Linked DNA regions of Homo sapiens: regions 2, 3, 4, 5, 6 and 7 are each linked to region 1. A link is a contact called in ENCODE Hi-C or POLR2A ChIA-PET data. All regions are on one chromosome and are shown on one strand. The core of a region is the stretch at or near the end of the contact, and the rest is flanking DNA. Distances in the headings are between cores, read along the strand shown.

Evidence for each region. A loop is a pair of places that touch in the nucleus more often than their neighbours do. ChIA-PET counts read pairs that join two places held with the same protein, here RNA polymerase II (POLR2A). Pooled maps may share reads with other maps.
Region 2: a loop to region 1 is called in a map of CD14-positive monocyte, with 3 times the contacts of the local background. The contact joins the enhancer-like site here to the promoter of RUNX1 in region 1. A Hi-C loop is called at or near these places in 12 of 168 maps with a recorded cell type or tissue (B cell, CD14-positive monocyte, CD4-positive, alpha-beta memory T cell and 8 more), 28 of 37 single-sample maps with no recorded cell type and 19 of 50 pooled maps. POLR2A ChIA-PET finds 5 or more read pairs at or near these places in 4 of 52 experiments (CD4-positive, alpha-beta memory T cell, activated B cell, activated CD4-positive, alpha-beta memory T cell and 1 more).
Region 3: a loop to region 1 is called in a map of MCF 10A, with 4 times the contacts of the local background. The contact joins the enhancer-like site here to the promoter of RUNX1 in region 1. A Hi-C loop is called at or near these places in 3 of 168 maps with a recorded cell type or tissue (MCF 10A, gastrocnemius medialis and natural killer cell) and 1 of 50 pooled maps. POLR2A ChIA-PET finds 5 or more read pairs at or near these places in 1 of 52 experiments (activated naive CD4-positive, alpha-beta T cell).
Region 4: a pooled map of gastrocnemius medialis shows a loop between it and region 1 (6-fold over the local background). The contact joins the enhancer-like site here to the promoter of RUNX1 in region 1. A Hi-C loop is called at or near these places in 6 of 37 single-sample maps with no recorded cell type and 10 of 50 pooled maps. POLR2A ChIA-PET finds 5 or more read pairs at or near these places in 5 of 52 experiments (K562, MCF 10A, activated CD4-positive, alpha-beta T cell and 2 more).
Region 5: a map of PC-3 shows a loop between it and region 1 (6-fold over the local background). The contact joins the enhancer-like site here to the promoter of RUNX1 in region 1. A Hi-C loop is called at or near these places in 13 of 168 maps with a recorded cell type or tissue (B cell, CD4-positive, alpha-beta T cell, CD4-positive, alpha-beta memory T cell and 7 more), 36 of 37 single-sample maps with no recorded cell type and 20 of 50 pooled maps. POLR2A ChIA-PET finds 5 or more read pairs at or near these places in 12 of 52 experiments (A549, B cell, CD4-positive, alpha-beta T cell and 8 more).
Region 6: a loop to region 1 is called in a map of B cell, with 9 times the contacts of the local background. The contact joins the enhancer-like site here to the promoter of RUNX1 in region 1. A Hi-C loop is called at or near these places in 1 of 168 maps with a recorded cell type or tissue (B cell), 28 of 37 single-sample maps with no recorded cell type and 9 of 50 pooled maps. POLR2A ChIA-PET finds 5 or more read pairs at or near these places in 8 of 52 experiments (AG04449, K562, MCF 10A and 5 more).
Region 7: a loop to region 1 is called in a map of mammary epithelial cell, with 4 times the contacts of the local background. The contact joins the enhancer-like site here to the promoter of RUNX1 in region 1. A Hi-C loop is called at or near these places in 3 of 168 maps with a recorded cell type or tissue (B cell, gastrocnemius medialis and mammary epithelial cell), 29 of 37 single-sample maps with no recorded cell type and 9 of 50 pooled maps. POLR2A ChIA-PET finds 5 or more read pairs at or near these places in 6 of 52 experiments (AG04450, GM10248, MCF 10A and 3 more).

What each region holds. Positions count from the first base shown.
Region 1 is chr21:35,047,873-35,050,863 of GRCh38, forward strand. RUNX1 (RUNX family transcription factor 1) reads right to left here and starts at 1,430. Exons shown (of 9, transcript NM_001754.5): 1 at 1,296-1,430; 2 at 970-1,086. The coding sequence starts at 1,027. RefSeq lists enhancers at 653-792, 1,153-1,272.
Region 2 is chr21:34,796,335-34,799,325 of GRCh38, forward strand. It overlaps RUNX1 (RUNX family transcription factor 1), which reads right to left. Exons shown (of 9, transcript NM_001754.5): 8 at 2,967-2,991. Among named protein-coding and RNA genes, the nearest start is that of RUNX1-AS1, 38 kb to the right of the region's middle. Within about 2 kb of position 1,742, at least 5 of the 41 ENCODE cell types and tissues checked have a DNase peak (open chromatin) inside an H3K27ac peak, as active enhancers do; they include CD14-positive monocyte, where a contact is called at or near this core.
Region 3 is chr21:35,274,540-35,277,530 of GRCh38, forward strand. No RefSeq gene overlaps it. Among named protein-coding and RNA genes, the nearest start is that of RUNX1, 230 kb to the left of the region's middle. RefSeq lists an enhancer at 1-129. Within about 2 kb of position 1,457, at least 4 of the 41 ENCODE cell types and tissues checked have a DNase peak (open chromatin) inside an H3K27ac peak, as active enhancers do.
Region 4 is chr21:34,843,400-34,846,390 of GRCh38, forward strand. All of the region lies in intron 6 of RUNX1 (RUNX family transcription factor 1), which reads right to left. The region is part of intron 1 of RUNX1-AS1 (RUNX1 antisense RNA 1); the gene reads left to right. Among named protein-coding and RNA genes, the nearest start is that of RUNX1-AS1, 8.6 kb to the left of the region's middle. Within about 2 kb of position 1,377, at least 20 of the 41 ENCODE cell types and tissues checked have a DNase peak (open chromatin) inside an H3K27ac peak, as active enhancers do.
Region 5 is chr21:35,231,131-35,234,121 of GRCh38, forward strand. No RefSeq gene overlaps it. Among named protein-coding and RNA genes, the nearest start is that of RUNX1, 180 kb to the left of the region's middle. RefSeq lists enhancers at 927-2,126, 1,402-1,696, 2,809-2,991. Within about 2 kb of position 1,586, at least 5 of the 41 ENCODE cell types and tissues checked have a DNase peak (open chromatin) inside an H3K27ac peak, as active enhancers do; they include OCI-LY7, PC-3 and endothelial cell of umbilical vein, where a contact is called at or near this core.
Region 6 is chr21:34,864,117-34,867,107 of GRCh38, forward strand. All of the region lies in intron 5 of RUNX1 (RUNX family transcription factor 1), which reads right to left. The region is part of intron 1 of RUNX1-AS1 (RUNX1 antisense RNA 1); the gene reads left to right. Among named protein-coding and RNA genes, the nearest start is that of RUNX1-AS1, 29 kb to the left of the region's middle. RefSeq lists enhancers at 1,184-2,383, 1,654-1,823, 1,864-2,143. Within about 2 kb of position 1,540, at least 17 of the 41 ENCODE cell types and tissues checked have a DNase peak (open chromatin) inside an H3K27ac peak, as active enhancers do; they include PC-9, where a contact is called at or near this core.
Region 7 is chr21:35,177,465-35,180,455 of GRCh38, forward strand. No RefSeq gene overlaps it. Among named protein-coding and RNA genes, the nearest start is that of RUNX1, 130 kb to the left of the region's middle. Within about 2 kb of position 1,472, at least 2 of the 41 ENCODE cell types and tissues checked have a DNase peak (open chromatin) inside an H3K27ac peak, as active enhancers do; they include mammary epithelial cell, where a contact is called at or near this core.

The DNA of each region.
Region 1 (2,991 bases), core at 180-2,679:
CGGCAATGCCTTTGAGACATTTTATGTTATTATTTTTGTTTGTTTAAGCACAGCCCTCTTTTACCACGAAAGATACACAAGACGCACATGCACACACATACTCACACACTCACAGCTCAACCACAGCTTTGTCCATTTCAAGAGGCTGGTTTCAAAAATGGAGACAGGTTTTCCACCCTGGCTGTTCCTATTCATAAGCCTGTAATCTAACGACTTAAGCTGCGAGAATGCTTAACTCGGGAAACTTCTCTATTGCCCTTTTCCAGAGAGACCTCGGTATGCCACAATTTGCTTCCTTTCTCTCTTGAAAGATGCTGGTTGTCTCTTTGCATTGAGGCTACAAGGAAAAACACAGCACAGCCCCATGCTGATGATTTTAACCTAACCAAGTCTGTCAGTCTCCTGTACTCTCTGCCTTATAGAGACAGCTGCCTTGCCACTTTGGCCCTGAAGTCCCCAGGCTGGTGCAAGGCTATCTGAGAGCCTCCGCCTCCTGCCCCACACTGGCACCAGCCCTCCTGGCTGGCTCTGTGCATGTGCCTGCTAAGCCCCAGGGCAGGCTGCATTCTGGGCCACACAGCATGCCGAGTTAAGGATAACTCAGACACAGGCATTCCGGGCAAGGGACAGCAAAATAAAACCCAGGGAGCTTCGTGCAAGCTTCATAATCTCTAAGCCTTTAAACAAGACCAGCACAACTTACTCGCACTTGACAAAGTTCTCACGCACCGACTGAACACTCCAACAGCATAACTAAGTATTTATTAAAACATTTCTGAAGAGCTTCCATCTGATTAGTAAGTAATCCAATAGACTTGTAATCATATGCCTCAGTTTGAATTCCTCTCACAAACAAGACAGGGAACTGGCAGGCACCGAGGCATCTCTGCACCGAGGTGAAACAAGCTGCCATTTCATTACAGGCAAAGCTGAGCAAAAGTAGATATTACAAGACCAGCATGTACTCACCTCTCATGAAGCACTGTGGGTACGAAGGAAATGACTCAAATATGCTGTCTGAAGCCATCGCTTCCTCCTGAAAATGCACCCTCTTCTGAAGGCGGGGGACTCAATGATTTCTTTTACCTTCGGAGCGAAAACCAAGACAGGTCACTGTTTCAGCCTCACCCCTCTAGCCCTACATCTCTCTTTCTTCTCCCCTCTGCTGGATACCTCTGGGACTCCCCAAGCCCTATTAAAAAATGCACCTTTGTAAAAACAAATATTCAAATTGTTAAAGATTAAAAAAAAAAAAAAAGCCAGCGCCGCCTTGGCTGTGGGTTGGTGATGCTCACCACGCTGCGAAACCCTGTGGTTTGCATTCAGTGTGATTCGTCCTGCCTGCTGACCACTATGCTGGGTTCAGACTTCTGACACTGCCAGGCTACCCAACTTGTGGTTCTGTGGTTGTTTATGAGGCCCAAAGAAGTTTTCACACAACCCAAATTACAAATTTAACTGTTCCCCTTTCCACAGCCCATCTCAATTGGTTCTTGCCAATCATGTGACTTAAGTGATGTCAATTTTTTTTTTTCTTTTCTGAGCAATGCCCTTCCTTCCCTCCACCTGCCCTCCCCCAGGCTGTGCAAGAAAATAGCCGAGTAGACTTTGCAAGAGGGGGGGATGTAGAAAAAAGTGACTCAGTCACTTATTATATCTCAATGGTCTTTGCTGATTTAGTACAACTCGGCTCCTGTTGTTATTTGTGGTTTTTGGAACTACTGATTATTTTGATAAAGATTTCATTGCTGCTTATTCAATAGTAATTCAACGCTGGCATCAAGCCGCTGCTCCGACAGGATGTGGATCCCATCATTTAAAATGCTAGGCATCAGCTCCGGGAGAGTTAAGTCCTTGGTAACGTCTATCATGGCATAAGTGAAACTATAAAAGGGAAAAATAAATAAAAAGAAATGTTTTGGTGAGAGTCTGACCCCTACAACGGGCTGGCAACTCACAGGTATTTTAAAGCCTGGGAAAGGGAAAGAATTTTACTTTTGAAATAAAAGGACTGTTTTAATGAAACCAAAATTATGTGGTTTTATTCCCCCTAAATGGACAACTTTAGTATGTATCTCTTTCAGTAAAGAGATAAAATCATAGTACAGTCTTAACACACACACACACACACACACACACACACACACACACACAAATTAGGAAGCTAAAGGAAAACAAAGCAGAGAGAATTTCTGTATTTGGGACAAAGCAGTGGTTACTCTGCAGATGTTTATTTGTATTGTCACTTGGGAAAGCTCCCTGTATTGCCTTTCTCTAGTTCAATTCAAATCAATAGGCTAATTTACACCTGTAGGTAAAACTACACTTTGAGCACATGAGGATGCCACAATAGAAGGGGAACCAGGAGGAGACACTTCTCCTGGGGCTGACTAATGAATATTATATAGCGCGTCCTCTACCTTAGAAAGACATGCCTGTTTGAAGATGCTAAAAACAGGATAATTTTGTAAGTGGGCAAACCACTGTGGTCACACGTATTTCATTTTCCGGCCCCACTGGCTTTACCTGCTGACAACTAAAACGTCATTTTGTTTTGTAGTTCCAAGATGAAGAAAGGCTTATTTTCCTGATTTACTACCTTATTCATTTGGCTCTGCTCTGCCTACATCCGCCATAGCACTCTGCGCACGTGAAATTTCGACACATAGGGTCAAGAGAACCTGTGTGATGATGGGTTGTAAATGCCAGTCCTGGATTCTAAGCTGCAGTAGCCAGCACAGGCACTTCAGAAAGGCTGAACTCCCACAACACTCCCTCGGTTTTCCCTCATCCACTTAATTTCACACACACAAAGACCCACAACGATAGTAGCTTCCATGGCACAAGTCTTTCAAAAGGAACAGACACAATTTTTACTTACTCCTGTTTTGACTAAAGCAGGAATTGAAACTCAACAGACCGCTTTCTCTTACACTTGTGAGAAGTTAGCTGGCCACATGTTGACACTGCTAACATCTAAAAAAGAATAAT
Region 2 (2,991 bases), core at 492-2,991, 250 kb before region 1:
CTCAGATTCAAATGCTATATTCAAATGTTGGTTTTCATCTTTGTGTCTTGTCTCAGATCCCTTATTCAAACCCATCAGTCTGCGCAGTTCACCCATCCAGCTGTAGCTCTTCTGTCCTTTTGGCTGGCCTGGTGTCCCCTGATTCAGCAGAAGTGTGGGGGGAGTTGGGATCCCCTGATATTCACAGAGAGTTTTTAAGAGTAGGAAATCTGGGGCTTAGGAGGTCCAGGTATTTTGGTTGGAAGTGTTTTCCCATTGATGGGGCTAAATATTTGCCATGACAGCTCAAGTCTTCGCTCTCCAGCTTGACATGGATGAAAGCAGCCTCGCTACAGGGCCCCTCCTACTGCCCCCAGAGGATTAAACAACCTGAGCAGGTAATGGCTGCCTTAAAAGGAGCTTTTGCATGACTCAGATTAATGCATGCTGTCTGTCGCCCAGGTTGGCAGCTAAACATTAATTTTTTTTGAAAAAGAAAAAAAAAAGTAAACCTCTAGATGACAACTCTTTTCAGACAAGGTGTGGAGTCTGTCTGCAAAGGATAGAGAGAGAGAGACAGACAGAGTCCAAGTCCCCAGCGCAGAAGGAAGCCCAGGTGGGGCTGGGGCCGGGAAGAGGGGCAGAGCACAAAGCTGTCGGGCTGGATTAAAAGGCAAAGCAGCCACAGAGCAGTGTCAGGTTCTCAAAGCTGTCGGCCAGGCAGCCACTTTCCTTTTATGTATTCCACCCCCCTCCTGCCTCCAGGTTTATGACAACACTTTTCAGGCCTGTGCTCCAGGCTTGATTTCTCAGAGGGAGTTCTGCCAAATTGAAGAGCAGTCTCCCATACTGTTCTATGCCACTGTGAAAGCTCATCTGGAATTCTGTCCTCCCTCCAAAAAGAAAAGAATCATTCTTGGGTTCTGAAATGAGGCATGGTTTTTATCTACTTCACACTCCCATGCCATAAAATGTTCTCTCTTACTCCTTGGGTGATTGAAGTCCAGGATATTCACAAATGTAACTGTGATATGGGACTTTGGAGTGCACATGTTACTCATTCCTTTTATTTAAAAAGTCACCCTACCATCTGAACACCAGTCAGCTGGAGGAGTTGGCCCCTAGGGTTCTTGGACTATAAGGTGCTGATCTTGGGTGATGACCAAGTCAAAAGACTTATGTAATAAATTCCAAAGGATAGACCCATAGCAGGAACATTTGAAGGAGAACAGGCATTATTTCAGGTGAAGACCGTAGCCGGTGTGCAGAGGGGTGCCCTGAGAACAATCAGTAAAAGCTGACAAGTGCCTTTGTTCTTGAGGGATAAGCTTCTAGAAACCACAAGCTAAACAAGATGCCAAGATACCTGTGCTACTCTCAATGCCTTGGAGCAGAATGTACCATGAAAATATTGGCATTAATGGCCAAAAGTAATGTGAAAACCAAGCACTTAAGTTGGTTTTCCTATTTTACTGTACCACCCAAGAACACTGGAAGGCAGTGGTTCTCACCTGGGGACAGTTTTGCCCCTTGGGAAATTTGGCAATGTCTGGAAACATTTTTTATTGTCCTAACTGGGGTGAGGGGGATGCTATTGGCATCTAGAGGCCAAGGATGCTGCTAAATATTCTCCGATGCTCAGGACAGACCCCCCCCAACAAAGAATTATTTGGCCCCAAATGTCAATAGTACTGCCGTTGTGAAGCTCTTAGAAGGCATTCTGTGAAGCTCTGAACAGCAGCTAAGGCATCTGGTGAAACCTGAAGTAATCACAACTGTCTGGAAAACACAACATTACACAACATTTAAAATGGCAGACATGACTCCACTGCCCCTGTGCCTGCCCCCTAATCTGCTATAATTTGATCCCAAGAGCTGAAAAGCAAGACCCGCCCCGTTCCCCCAACACACATGCGAGTGTGTTTGCAGGCATCATAACACTGAAGTTCTCTGAAGTATTTTCACAGTTTGGTGCAGCTCCAATTTCAAAGCCCCAAACACTAAGTTTCTTCTTTTGCCTTCAACAAAGGAATTTTTCTCTGTAACTCTGATTTCCCTGCCCACGAGCAAAGGTGAGTGCCAAGCCCAAAGGGCTCATAGGTTAAATGACTAATACTTAATGAGCTCATATTAACAACAATTATGCTAACCATGACACCTGAGTTTTTCACGCTGTTCCTCTGGCCTCTGTATGAACAGCGCTTAGTTGGAATGTCTAATTTGGGGTATACAGTCGGTTCTCTATATCCGTGGGTTCTGCACCTGTTTAACCAACTGTAGATCAAAAATATTATTAAAAAAAAGGATGGTTGTGTCTGTATTAGACATATACAGACTTTTCTTCTTGTCATTCCCTAAACAATGCAGTATAACAAGTATTTACATAGCATTTACATTTTATTAGGTATTACGAGTAATCTAGGGATGATTTAAATACATGGGAGGATATATATGTTATATATAAATATACCATTTTATATGAGGGACTTGAGCATCCATGGGTTTTGGTATCCATGGGGGGTCCTGGAACCAGTCCTCCATGGATACCAAGGGGCGGCTGTATTTATTTCCCATTCCACATGTACTCCCGTGTGCTGTCCATGTGATCTGTGAAAATTTACCACCACCGCATGGACCAGTCCCATTAGTCCAGAATTCATTTGGAATAATGAGTCCTAAAAGTTGAAAACTTTGGCTTTTTATATTGTTCTTAACCCTTCAGTCACCATCCTTTCTTGCCAAATGTGAACAACTTTAGATGTCTAAGGAACCTACTTCTCCAAGCCACTTCTGCCTTCACATCCACAATCTCTGCCTCTTATGTATCCAAGAAAATCAGTGCATGGGCATGGGACTCAGAGTAGAGATAGGTCACCTTTAAACCATGTTTTACTCAATAATGTTCTGCCAACTCCTTCATGCACCTCTAGTCTCCTGGACCTTCCACCCCAGCTCAGCTGCAAAGAATGTGTTTTCAAGTGGCTTACTTGAGAGTCGACTGGAAAGTTCTGC
Region 3 (2,991 bases), core at 207-2,706, 230 kb after region 1:
CTCAGTGTCTCATTCATAAATTGGAGAAAATGCCTTTTCCGACTACCTGACTGCATTGCTGCAAGGAGCAGACGTGTTGCTCAGGCAGAAAACCTTGGAGTTGCTTTGGCTCTCCACTATCTTCTACTCTCAAATCCAAATCATCAGTGAATTCTGCTGGCTCTTCCACCATAGCCTATCTTGGCTGAAACCACTTCTCGCCACCTTCAATTTACCCCCTGGCCCTCACCCTATCCCTTCTCAATTGGATTGTTGAAATACCCTCCTAACTCATCTTCCTGCTTCTACCCTTGAGTGGTGCTCTCTGCAATCTCTTTCATGTGATGTTTCAAAGCCAGTGTCAGAATATCACTGCTCTGCTCAGAACTCTCTAGCACCCTATGGTCTAGCTCGGGATAAAGTGCAAAGTCCTGACAGGGTGCCTCTCAGCCCACCTCCTTCTGCTCTCCCTCTCAACCACCACTCTAGCGATTGCCTCCTCTTGCATCTGGAACATCAGAAGGGCCGAGTTCTGACTTACTTTTGCTTGGCCTGGCATGAACCTCCCCGAGTAGCTGCTCGATTTCCTTTCAGCACCACTCTCTGTGTTTTCAGCCCACTTTGACAGGAGACTCTCTGAATGGCCCCTTGAAAAGCACCTTAACCCACCTATCCCCGAACATGCTTTCTTCCTCTTCAGAGTTCTTATCACCAATGACATAACATGTATTTATGTGCTTATGTCTGTGGTTTCTGTCTGTCTCTGCTAGAACGTTAGCCTCATGAGAGCAGATGCCTTGTTTGGTTTACTGCCATATCCCCAGCATGAGAGTTCCTGGAACATAGTAGGTGCTCAATAAATACCTATAAAATAAATGAACAAGCGAATGAATGAATATAATGGAGTTTATTTGAAACTCTACAGTTTTAATCCACTGTTCTCTACCTTGGTTGTCCATTAAGATCCACTGAGGAATTTTAAAGAATACTGATGTTCAGAACACACCCTAAACCATTTAAATCAAAATCTATTGGACTGAAGCCCAGGTGTTGGTACTTTTAAAAAACTCCCTAGATGTTTCCAATGTATAACCAAGGTTGAGACCTATTGCTCTCGAGCATATAAAACAGTATTTGTTTCTAATTGGATTTGCGTTCCCAGCTAGCACCTTGCTAGCTAAGTGCCTTGTACATTTCAAATACTTCTTGATTGGTTGTTTTTAAAAATGACCACTTTTAATGCATAGAATAGTTTGTGCACTGGGAAAAAAAACCTCAATACTATTTTACTTGGTTAGATTTAGATCGGTATCTTATTTGGGGAATGGAACCACAAGAATTGAGTAGCTATTCTCTGCAAGGTACTCTGCCAGTTACTAAAGATACAAATCCCATTTAATACCATGTAATGACGATAATATTTTTCATATGGTAAACCAATGTAGTTTTTTTATTCCTTGCAAATCATTTTGCCCTGTGGCTCCCCACAGATTGAATCAGAGGCATTTATTGCTTCAGGGGAAGGCAGATACTGCCTAAAACAAAGACAACTTTGTTCAGCTTTGAGGAGCAGACTAGATTTGTTAAGCTCAGACGAGACAACAGTCTTGAAAGCTAAGCTTGTGGAGAGAGAAAAGAATTTGATAAATACTCAAAGCTTCCCTTTAATCATAAATGAGAAAACTTGTGGGAGTGACGAGTAAGTTGTCAAACTTTTTTTTATTTCAGGACACCTTTGCAATATTAAGAATTATTAAGGCCCCAGATAACTTTTGTTGGTTTACAGGGGTTATATATTTATCAGTAGTTACTATATTTATAAATTAAAATTGAGACATGTAAAAATATTTATTAATTCATTCTTATAAGATCAATGTTAAATCCATTACATGTTAACTTAAGGGATACATTTCTGGGAAATAATTACATTGTCCAAAACAATATGTAAGGAGTGACTTTTTAAAAAAAATATTTTTTGGAAATCTCTTCAATGTCTAGTTTGATAGAAAGTTAAATTTTTATATCTGCATCTGCATTCAGTCTGTTTCAATCTGCTGTTTTGGTTGAAGTACATGAAGAAAATCCAGCTTCACACACATATTTATTAATAGTTCAAAAATGCAAGGTATATTAATCGCCATTTCAGATTATTGTGGAATTATTCTTTGAAAAAAATCCTACTTCTTAATGTTTAGTTGCCATATGGAATTTCAAACTATAGCAATGAATTTTCATACTTTGATATATTAAACTTAATTTATCCATCTCATGCTTTGAATAGATCTTTTACTCATGTATGTTTTTGTAACATTATGTATTGGCCACTTGGAAACTATCAGTTCACTAAGTTATGTAGATCTTTCAAATGTTGACACATTTCATTACTCAATATTTTAAAAAATCACATTTGTTAATATCACTATCCATGTCATCAGAAATGTCTGTAAGCACTTGGAAGTAAGTTCACAGGGGTGGAAACAAATTTCTAAAATTCTTATTTTTGTTGAAAATTCAAATTTTATCATTAGCAACAAATGTTCTCAGCTGTTTTTCTTGAAGTGACAGGCTTGCTTTAATCATTTTCAAGAAAATATCTCCATAACACCTACGTTTGAATAACTATAGTTTGTACGTCAGTTATTTTTCAAATAAGAGTGGTGTTTTATGAAAAAGAGGCTAGTTCAGAATACTCACAACTTGCTTCTGCTTCTTCAGACAACCACTGTGGTCCAGTATGTAGCAGAGGTGGTTTATGCATACTTCCTGTCTGGTTATATAAAATATTAAAAAGATGTGTACTCAAGGGATGAGATTTAATAGCATTAATTTTTTTATTGCTTCATGGAGGACATAATTTAATGAAACTGATTTTTTTTAACTGTACATGGATGGCGGAAAAAATGCAGTGACTACTAGTTGTGTTTAACAGCACTGTCTTTTTTTTTTTTTTTTTTTTGAGACAGAGTCTCCCTCTGTCACCTAGGTTGAAGTGTAGTGGTGCAACCTCAGCTC
Region 4 (2,991 bases), core at 127-2,626, 200 kb before region 1:
CATATACACACAGGCAGATATACAGACATGGGGACACATATATACAAACATACACACATACTGACATACACACATATACACATACATACATATACATCCATCACACATCCATACATCCACTCACACACACACACCGTTCTGTGATCGCCCTCAGGACATGGGCCAAGACAAGTGTAGCAAGCAACAGTCAATGGACAGGAAAGGCTGGCCAACGCCAAGGCAAGATCAACAACCAATACAACTTCAAGCCAGAGACGCACACAGGCCTGCCCCTCCCCAGCCCCCCTGCACCATGCGCCCAAGACTCACGGGACAAAAACCCAAACAAAACTCTGCTCCCTGAGTCCAGGGCTCATTGCCACGAGCAGTGGAGTTTTTCGCCCACTCACATGAGACTCGGGCCTCTCCTAAAAGCAGAGCACTCAAAATCTAAATCTGCCATCCCCGGTCGCCAGGGCTCACTGTCCATTTCTGTCTGGTGACTAAGGAGGTAACTTGAGCTCAGGGCAGAGAAGCCACCTGCTGGCTTTTGCTCTTGACCAGAGGTAGCCCTCTGTGGGGGAAGTGGAGGCAGTTTCTTAAGAAGGGTGCAGACAGCTCCCAAATTCAAGGTTTTTCTTCTTCTACCAGCCTATAATCCCAAATATTAGCAACCCTCCCTAGGTTAAGGTCTTATCTCAAGGAAACCCCCAGTTACAGCGTAACTGAAAAGTAACCAGAGAGTGGTAACCACCAGTGACATGGATTTGTTGATCAGAGTAGCTCCTGCCCAGGGACAGACTCTAAAGAGAAGGCGACTTGCAGAAGAGAAAGAAAGTATTGGTGGCGGGTGGCGCACTATGGAGATATGAGCACTGACTCACAGAACGCTGCCTGGAGCTTCTGACATGGCTTTGGAGTTCAGGCATCAGCAGGGCTAGTCCTGGGGTAGACAGGCAAGACCTGGGGGCCAGGAGAAGAAGATCCAGGAGGCGCACACACACTGCTTGCGTGAGCATGTTACCAGCACTGAGGCTCTCCACACTGGCCTCCTAACCTCCCTGCAGGAATCTCAGTTCCCCTCCCGCAGCAGCAGATCTCATACATAATGGGCAGAGACACTGAGCATGTTTGGACAGGACCGAGGTAAAGGCAGGGCCCTTCCAAGGTTGGGTGATGCCTCCATAAATGCTGGACAAATAAATGAATGAGTGAGTGAGTGAATGAATGAATGAGTGAGCCCCTTTCCTGGACTAGATTTATTCTGGAATGCTCATCCAGCAGTGTGGAGGATGATCTCTCCTCCTCTGTACTTCTAAAAAGAGGGAAGGAAATTCCCTCCTATTTCTAAAAGCCCTGCCCCCTGGGCCTCGGGGACTTTCCCAACAGCAGGGGAACAGCATCTGACTCTGACGCTCTCTCCTGTCACAGACGCCAACTGAGGTTCTAGGCTGGCCTTGCAAAGCCCTTGGACAGATGGCTGAGCAGGTCCTGGCTGGTACAGAAGGACAGGGTACCCTGGCCACTCACAGCTCCTGAGTACTCACTAGTACAAAAGCCAACCGCAGCAAGTTGTTTTGAACAGAACGTTGACCCTCCCTCACAAATAAGGCTTCCGGTTGTTTGTGTCATGACAGCCTCATTCAGGCATCAGGCTCACTTCTATGCACTGTTGTCCACGTGCCAGAAGCAGCCACCTGCTGAGAAGGGCATCTGTGAGGAGGGAGACCTCTTCTAAAGTTACCTGAATGGGCAAGTGGCTGTTTGCCTAGACTCCCACAGAGCACAGCATGGTGATGAAGATGCTGGTCCCACTGTCTGCCAGGTAACATTGGGAGGGAAAGTTCTGTTTATTCCAAGACACTAGTGCCTCCTATTCACCTTGGTGACCACATTTGAGCCAGTTAGGAAATGAAGGAAGGGAAGGTTCCATCCTTGCCAGGGATGGAGACAGGGATGGAGGGCAAGGATGGACGCCCAGGACAGCCTTCTGTCCGGCAACATTCCCCCTCCTCAATCCTTTCCCGATTCGAAAGGTACACAACTTCCCCCTGGCCTGTCTACCTTGAGTCTCTGCCTATGGCTGCCTGGCCTGGTGAGACCAGCCTCCCAGCTCCTCTGTGTTACGCAGGCAATAGGAGAGCTGCCTTTTCAACAACTGTTTTGAACTTTCCTCTCCTTTTAACTCCTTCAACAGTCCCTCTTCTGTGTGAACACTCTGGTGTGTGAAAGCAAGACCTCAGCTCAGGGAGACAGCCCTCATAAACTGCCGCAGATTACCCTGTCTTTTCCCAGCCGGAGGGGGACCCCGCCCCACTCCCTTCCCAGTCTCTTCCCCACCCCCAACTTTTTTTTTTAACCACTTCTGCTTCCTTCATTTTCTCAGCAGCTGCAGCGGAGAGATATAGTAAAGCTACTGTATAGGATTTTGAAAGCAGGGCCTCCAAGAGCTTTCCAAACTCCACACAAGCCAGTTATTCTCTGCCTTGTTTTCTTTGGCTTCAGGTTAGTAACACAGAATGAGTCAAACAGTATTAACTTTCAATAGGGAAGTGGTGTGGTCAACCAAAGCTGTTTGCGGCTAGATTATGAAGATAGGTAGGGCAGGTAATGCAGAATAGCCCATAATACTGTGAGGAGGCAGAGGAGGGAGGCGGCCCCACTCAGAAACACTCCAACAATTAAGTCAACAGAACTCACACCATCTTTTTTTAGTTGGCTGAGGAATTAACACCAAGGTCTCTGACCAGCCAGCTTTGGGAAGTTGGCCATAATGGGGCTTGGACAATTGAGTACTTTGTGGGTTTAAGGATGTCTTTTTTTTTTTTTTTTTTTTTCAAATGTTGCCAAAGTCATGGGAACTCTAGTTAGGAAGATTTCCCCTACTTAGAGCATGTCACTCTGGCGTGGACCTTCATTCATCTCTTTCCCCGGCCTGGGGTTGATCCATTCTCCCTTCTTCCCCCTTCTCCTGCCCTGCCCCCACCTTCTCAGTCACAATCTTTGTCTTCC
Region 5 (2,991 bases), core at 336-2,835, 180 kb after region 1:
CCATGGTGTGTGTAATCAGGGCCCTGCTTCAAAAAGCAGATGATGGGCCCCACCCTAGATACATTGAATGAGATGCTCCAGAGAATGAGGCCTAGCGGTGTGCATATTTAACAAGCTCTCTGGGTGATTCTTGTTCACCAGGAAGTTTAAGGACTGAGAAGAAGGCTATAGACAGCCAGCCAGCTCCATCTGCAGCTCTGCTGTCCAGGTGTGACCTGTATTCATCTCAGTGCCAAATGAGTCATCACAGTCTGCAAGTTTTGTGCTGAAGTTGCTAAGAAATACCGAATTTAAGAAATATACAAATATAAGATATTCTATACATAGTAAAATATATAAGAAATTAGATATATAAGAATAGCTCCATTTTGAAGACTCTACTAAGTACTTACTTAATATAGTAACTGATGAATCTGTATTGTGAGACAGATTCTACCTCCTTCTCTCTCATTGTACAAGTATCACACTTGTAGCCCATTTTACAAGTGAGAAAACCCAGGCACAGGGTTAAGCATTTGCTCAAGACGTTAATAGCTATTGGATTTAAATGTGGAGGCAGGATTCAAACATGGGCCAGCTGACTCTGGGGCCATCACCTTTAAGTACGAGGCACTGTTGTCTCCCGACAAGTTAAGAGAAACTGAACTGTTCTGAATGCAACCTTGAGCCTGGAAAATATGCTTGGGCACATGATATAGCATTGTTGACAAATCTCAGGACCACTATGGGAAAGCAAGGGTCCTAGGCTAGACCGTGTTGTTTGAGGTTTATCACATTGCTTTTGCATCTCTAGACTTCCATTTGCAAAGCTGTATAACAATAGTCTCTGTGGCATTTTCTACCTTTTGAAATCTCTGTCCCAATTGAAGAGCAAATTAAAAATGGGGCACCAACAATATAGGTTAAGTCAGGTATGAATTCAGCAAAAGGTTCCCACAGTTCCCAAAGAGAAATGCTACATTCACCTGAGAACTTCATAAAAATATAGATTTCTGGATGCAATCTCTCAGGGAACTTCATTCAGGGCACCAAAACGTCTCTTAGGAATTTTGTCACTTTTGGATGATCCCGGGGTTGAGAACAATAACCTGCAACAGTATTAGGATTTGAAAACCTTGCATCCTTGTTTTGATTTTTAAGGTCAAGTCCTCACAAGCTTTTCAGTGAGAAAATTGTCCTTTTTTTCCTCTTTCTCTGTTCTTACCTCCCCCCTTCCTTCTCTCCTTCCCTTTTCCACTCTTTCCTCAAACATATATTGAACACATAGCAGGTGCTAGGTCTTATGCTAAGTTTGGAAAATACACCTCCTGCATGAATGGAATGTATATTGTGTGTGTGTGTGTATGTGTGTGTGTGTGTGTGTGTATTTATGTGTGTACATGCACACAAGAGCATACACCCTGAGAAAGCAAGGAGGCTCACAGAGCTATGTGTGCTGCCTTTTCTTAGCAACTTTAACTCTAAAGAGTCCTGGAAAACCCAGACTATTGACTAGATTGGAGAACGATGATAAGCTCCTTCTTCAACTACTCTTGCCGGGCACCCTCATGACTGCCGTTGGCTTCTCGGCCCACGAGTCTAATCACTTGTGTTCATTCCTGGCTTGTGAGTCACAGAGGAGTCATCCCTGACCCTGACCCATAAGAAGAATGGTCATTTATTTACCCTTTGAAACGTGACCAGGTGGCTCATTAATTTTGCAGCATTAATTCTAAGGGGAAATGAGATTCCAACCAGCGTCATTAATCTTGTAAAAATACAGCCACGAGAAGAGAGCATCGATAATCAGAATGTAATTTTCTGAGTTAGGAAGTGGTCAGGACATTGGTGTCAGGGATCCGGCACATCTAAGGTTTTCATGGCATTCTCGCCAATGGCCCAACCAGGTCAAGGCAATGGTTTTAAGCCTGGAAGAAAAAGACCACTTCAAAGGTTGTTGATTCCTAAGATAGAGCTTAGACCCTTCTCTGGCAATAATAAGAATGACATCTATTGAATCATTAATATCTGGTTGTTAATCATTCTAACTAAATACTTTTTTTAACCAATACAGGTCTATTTAAGATATTGGTTTATAAAGTATTGCTGCTCAGAGTGGCTCAGTGATGGTCAGTGAGTGACCTATTTATTCACATTAATACACTTTGTTTAACTGTCAATCTTTCCATAGCCTGTAATCTCTTAAAAATGATGATGATGATTTTCATTAAAGGAAGCTAAGTCTTTTTCAATAATTCCATCTACAAGCAAAACCTCTCCTAATTAGTTTATATCCTGTAAATTCAATCCCTTATTGCTTTTGTCTTCCACTGAAACTAAAGTATTATTTAACCAGATTTATTTTTTTGTCCAATTTATTTATCCTTTCTTATTTTCAATCATTCAGTTGCAGCCTTTTTCAAAATACATTCCTATTATCTAAAGCTTTGGAGGAAAATTTGCTGCTGAGAATACATACAAATATCTGACTTCGGTGTCACCTACCTTTTATAAGTAAAACAAGCAAACAAAAAACAAAGTAATGTGGATATATACCCTATCATTTTATAGGCCCAATTTAATCATTTTTATTGATAATATAGGATGTGGAAAAGGTCTTCAGTAGATTATGTTATACCTGCTCCTAATTATTCAAGACATGTAACTAGTTATATCATCTACCACCATGGAAAGAACGAAAACCAGCTAAAGAGGGCATAAAATTAATGTATGACTTCCATGTCACAAAAAGAAGAAATGACATTGGTGGCCAGAACGCAATGCTGATGAATGAAACTTTGGTTTTGTTTCATAATTGCCTGCATTGACATGAGGGACTGTGCATTTAGCCCTAATAATCAGATAAGAATCAAGAGGCCACTCACACGCAAAGTGACTTCAACAGATCTTTATTAAAAATCTTTTCTCAACTGCTTGGCTGTATTTCTTAACACAGAGAAAAGTTTCTTCTAAAAATACCTCCTTCTTCTTGCTGCAAATCAATTGCTATTA
Region 6 (2,991 bases), core at 290-2,789, 180 kb before region 1:
CTCTGCCCTCCACGTGGCCCTGCCCTCTCTGTGGCCCCACCCCATGGCGGCTGGGACACAGCCCTTCTTGGCCAGCATCTGCAGAAGTAGGATCTGTGCCTCGGGGCACACGTGTTATGAGCCAAATTCCCTCATTGAAATGACCTATAGGCCTGGTATTTTAAGTACATGGGTGTGGAGCACAAAAGACTCTCAAGTGTTTCTCCCAGCGAGCTGCAGCCGGAATAGTGAGAAATCACAGGAGAGCAAGGGAGGGCAGGTTGGCTAAATAGCAACGGCCCCAAAATGGGCTTTTCAGGACCCAGTGCAGGGGTGGAAGGATGGGGCTGCTGCCGAGAGGGCCGGTGTTTCTGTTGGCAGCCTGGAGGATCCAAGGCTCCCTGAAGCACTCACTGGCCTTGGTCTGGTGAGGCCAGCAGAGGCTTTGGTCAGTGCACAGATGGCCCCAGCACTGATCCTGTGTGTGCTGCTGGAAGTCGGCAGCTCTTGGTTCCAGAGGGGGCCACCACGGGGTCACAGGGTGGCCTGCATGGAAGGAAGCCAAGGAAAGGGGTAAACAAGGGGTAAACACCAAGTCCTTCCTCCTGCTCACTGAACCCTGACCACCACAGCAGCATCAGTTCCAGCCAGGGCTTGGGTTCCAGGAGGACCATTAGAAGACCATTAGAAGCACCAAACGACACTCATACTGAATAAGAAGGTGAGAACAAAAAACAACAGGGCAGATGAGGTTTGTCTTGATGTAGGCTTGGAAGCAGTGAGAGAGAAGAATTCCATATAAAATCCCATGAAGGTGGAAACACAGTGGTGATTCATTCAGTGTGGACTCTCAAGGCAACCTACTTAGGTTCAAAACCTCGCTCTGCCACTTGCTAGCTGTGTGACCTCAGGCAAGTTACTTGACCTCTCTGGGGCCTCAGCTTTGTCATCTGTAAAAGGGGGTTAATAACAGTCATTCCATCTCGTAGCATTGTTCTGCAGGTTAAATGGAATGCTGAATATACAAGCAGAGCACAGGGAAAGGTCTCAGTAAATGTCAGTGGAATGATCATTAAAGACATGATAAAGGTGATTCCACAAAGACCAGAGCTGTGACAGATCCCGTAAGAAGGAGCTGGGGATGAAGTAGGCACTGACGTCTGACATGAGGAGGGGTTTTGTGCGTGTGTGTGTGTGTGTGTGTGTGTGTGTGTGTGTGTGTGTGTGTGTTCAGCAGGTGATGGGGCTGCTACCAGGCCTAAACGCAACTTGAACTTCAAGTTCAAGTTCACTCCTGCCCCGCCAGCTGGCGACCTTTGTAAGGCACAACTGTGAGTGGCTGATATGCTATGTAAACAAGCCAGGCCAGTGCTCCTCACTGCAACATGTGTTGTCTCCCTCGACGCCAGTGTGTCCATCCAAATGCCAGGGCAAAATACTAACTGCTTTATTTAGTTGGGAAGAAGGTCAAGGGGTGAGTCTTCCTGGACACTCGCTGCCATGACACACTCCCCAGGGCCAGTCAGCGGGGAGGCCCCAGGTCTAGGCTTGATTAGTCTTGACGTTGGCGGCCCTGGGGCTGGTGAACTCTGACAGCCAATTGTGGTCAAATAAAGCCACGGCTGGAACCTGCAGTTCCGCATGGCCCAGCGCACTCTCCACTTCCTCACCACATCTGGGAAGTGGCTAAACCTCAGGATTGCTTCAAATGTGCACACTGCTCCCCAAAGAGCTGAGGGTGGCAAGGAGATTACAAAGCAAAAAGACATGCAGCTCGGGGTCATTTCTTGCCTAGGTGTGAAGAACATATTTAAAAGTGCATCCAGGCCACATCAGAGCAGAATCCTCCTATAACACCCCGTGTCTGACGGGCGAGCCCCGACTCCTGTTGTGACTCGGCCTCCTCAGGTCTAGTTTGCAGGTATCCCCGGTCTACCTGAGTTGGCTCTGCAGCAGACTCTGTTCCTGTCACTCTCCTTAGTGTAGGTCTGTAAGCATGAGTCATCTTCTTCTTTTGGGGACAGTTTCAGGGGATGTGAAACTTGCCCTTTGTCACGCAAAGGAAGGCTGCAGACACAAAGGAGCCGTCTGCCCTGGGGGCTCAGAGTCCTTAGGAAACACAATCGCAACATTTTTCACTCTTGTGTTTGTCTGCAGGAAAGCCAGTTGTGCCCAGAGTCTTGAAACGCCCAAAGAGTGAGAAAGGAAAAATAAAAGAAAAACATCGCAGCTTTTAAAAACCAAGAGAGTCAGTGAAGGCTCAGGTTCTGCTCTTTGCAAATTCAGGAAATCCCACAAGATCCTGAAAGGTTGCAGGGAGATTTCTCCTTTTACAATAGATGGCTTTGGGTCTAATTTTAATTGCGGATAACTAAGTATAAAAATTAACGTACCCTCGGATTCCAGGAGTAGTCTGCATTTGGAGTATTTTTTATGAAGTATTTTTAATTTTGATTTCTCACTTTTCCACTGGAACAACCTAACAGCCAAAATTCATGCTTATGCTCCTCTTCCATTTCCTTACCCAAACATTTGCCACTATTTTTGACAGTGGAGTTGTATAATTAATTTATTTGGGGATTTCTGGACGGGATACAAATCCTTCAACTTGCACATAATTTCCTGATTCTCCATGCTGAATTGAATTAAGATGTCGGCGTACTGTATATACTTGTGTGCAAAGTGCCTGTATTTGCAGATTGCTTGATCCAATCGCACTCACATCACACATGCAAAATGCAGACTTGAGGCCTAAGCTACTGGCACCAGGACTACCCTCAAAAGTCAGACTGAAAATCAGGTCCTTAGAATATAGAACTCAGTTTTCCATGGAAATGGCATTTGTTTGGAATTATGGATTGTTTGAAAAATAGCTGTTTTACTTGGAGAAAACCGAAGACATGCAAAGCATTTTCTCTGGAGATGTTCTATGAAAATGAGTTGTTTGAGGACAGGGACAGAATTTTATTCATCTTTGTATCTTCTATTCTGAGGCAATAAAGAAAAGTTTGA
Region 7 (2,991 bases), core at 222-2,721, 130 kb after region 1:
CACCCGAAACACTTTCACTCCACCCTCTTTGTCCCCTAACTCATGGAGAAGAAAATCTAATTAGTAGGAGTGGAATTTGGCTTTCATCTTTACCAGTACTAGAAATATGGTGTGTGTCTTTTTGTAAAAATTCTCTCAACTAAATTGTTTTTATTAATTTCTGCAAAATGTGAACATCAACTCCCTTCATGTGAATGTCAATAAGATTAAATGAGCTGTCTCAGCTCCTAGCCTGTGCAAGCTAACAGCTCAGGAGATGTTTATTTCTTTCCCTCTTCTTTCCTTAATGAAGCCCTCTCCTTTGACATCTTCAATTCTGGAGCGCTTCTTTTCTGAGGCCTTGGCTCCCCCACATTGCCCACCCTTTTCCTGCTCGTCCACATTTCTGGCTTCTATTCTCTTGTCTTTACCATCTCCCTGAACAATGTTATCCGTTCCAATGACTTCAACAGTCTCTCCGCTTACATATGATGCCTCTCAAACTCTGATCTCCAACTCTTCCAAAGAGCTCTGGACCTTTGTTCCAATTACCTGAAAAACATCTTCTTGGATGTCCCATTAGCACTGTTAAATCAAACAAGAATTTCCCTCCCTCCTGCCTTGCTGTAGTTCCCCTAGGGATTCGGTTGTGTGGGAAGATGTGTGGAGAGCTCTTAGTTGACTCCCTTCTCTGCAGTTCTACCTCTCTAGAGACTTGGAGGACCCACTGTTTCCGCCTCGCTTTTTCAGGCCTAGAGATTGCTCGCTCCTGGGCTGGCTGCTTCATAATTCCTTATTAGTAGTTTCCCAAGCTTACATATCTGTAAATATTTACTTTAGTTAAATTCTCCCCAATTTCCACAATATGTTGGCTGCACATGCTTTCTACTAGGAGTCACACAACTATGATAAGAACCAAGAAATATTAGTAAACGTTTTTTACCATTATTGGCCTATACCCTGGAATAGCCAACAATAACCTAGAACCTATGCAACAAGAATATCCAACAAGAACCTAGAGACCTGTCAGTCTATAGGTGGGAACTACAGGATGAGATTATTTTGTGTGTGAGCCACCATTGTGGAAAATGTGCCTCTACAGGAGCCTGAGATTACCTTGCTTTGTGTTGTGTTCCTTACTTTTTTCAAAGAGTTCCTCTATATCTGCTGATGAAACTCTTGAGGCTTGTTTTGAAGCAAGTCATAGGTTATTAATGCCCTACCCCATTTCTCATGCTTTTGCCCAGGAACATTTCAATGGCAAATACATACCTTGGGCCCAAGTTTGCAGCTTCTCAGTCATCTTTCTTCTCCACTGAGCTAGGAGCACTCACTCTACAACAGATAGTTTTTTATTTTTATTTTTATGTATTTATTTTTTAACCCTTACAACTTTTCTTTGGCAGATTCCTGAAGTAGAAAATCCAACAAAAACCCTCTGATTACAATGGAATGTACCAGCTCATGTTGGAAAAGGTCACTCCATTGCATGACATCCTGTGACACATACAGAAAATCAGCTTAGTCAGAAGCATGTGTCATATGAGTAACATTTGGACCTGAATTGAGCATTGTGCAGTATAGCTTCAGCAGGTGCTCCTATCACTCTACAGTACCCCGTGTCAAATGGGCAATGCCAGATGATGCCAAGAAGCCCCAGTGAGTGAGTGCAGAAAAATCTCCAGTGTCTGCCTGTTACAAGTGGTCTCTGCACCCAGTACACTGCAGTGCCCAAGAATGAGACCATGTCCAAAGCCAAATGGGGGAACACCAATTGAAAAACGGAAGCTGTGAAGGCCAAACAGGGGAAGCACAGAGTGTTGGCCTTAACTTCCCTGAAATTTGTTCAAGCAGCTTTGGACATCACAAAAAGACAAATCAACCATTGGCCCATGGTGGAGGAAACACTCAGAGAAGGGACAAACGGAGTCAAGTGTGACAAGGGGCAAGTGTGAGGCTCCTATTTGAGATTCTATACTCGAGGTAGTAATAGATGATTTGTCTCCAAATTCCAACAGCAGAATATATGTAAACCCTGAATTAATCTTCATTTGGAAAACAGCATTTCGTGAATAATTAAAAATAAAAGGAATAAATGTTACCTTCAAGTGGGTGGGAATTGACTGAGAAGGAGCATGAGAGAACTACCTGGAGTTATGGGCTTGTTCTATATCCTGCCAAAGATTGAATTGTACATATGCATGCATTTGTCAAAAGTTTAGAATGATACCTGTAAAAACTTTTGCATTTCACTTCAGGCAGTTTTTTTTCCTAAAAATATACACAAAGAAACATTGAACTATTGCTAATGATATGCACATAGAAGTGTTTACAGATGACGTGTACTCATGCCTGCAACTTGCTTCAAAATACAACACAAATAACATGGGCTGATGGATGGATAGACAGATGGATAGAGAACAGTTAGATAATAATAAAGCACATCTAACAAACTAATTATTGCAGATTCTAGGTGGTGGGTGTGGGTATTTTCTGTACAATTCTTTTTATTTTTATGTTTGAAATTTTTCATTTAAAAATGTTGGAAAAAAAACTAAAAGAAACTGATAAGAGAAACCCTAGGGCTTCTCATAGAGTTGAAAATATTTCAACATAAATGCCATTAATCTGAAAAATTATCAAAATACTTCTTTTAGAAATGCAGTCCATGACACAAGTAATCCAATTACCCTCAAACTAAACCTGGTCATAAAAACTGGTCCCTAGGGAGATCAACAGGTATTTACATAGGAAAAAACATGAAGGTTGCAAGATTATAAGAAGTGCATGATGCTGAAGAGGACATTTCTAAAAAAACATTTTAGGGCTGAAGACTGATTCAGTCCTTACCCCTAGCATATCCACCTGCTGTTCCCCCACCTCTAAACCACTAACTTCACTGAAGTCAAGAGATGTGACTCATTTATGGGCTATGGGCAACTGCTGGGAATCCTGCCATATGGTTGAAGAAAATCACAGACTCATACTTGCAGCTGCTTAATAACATGGTTA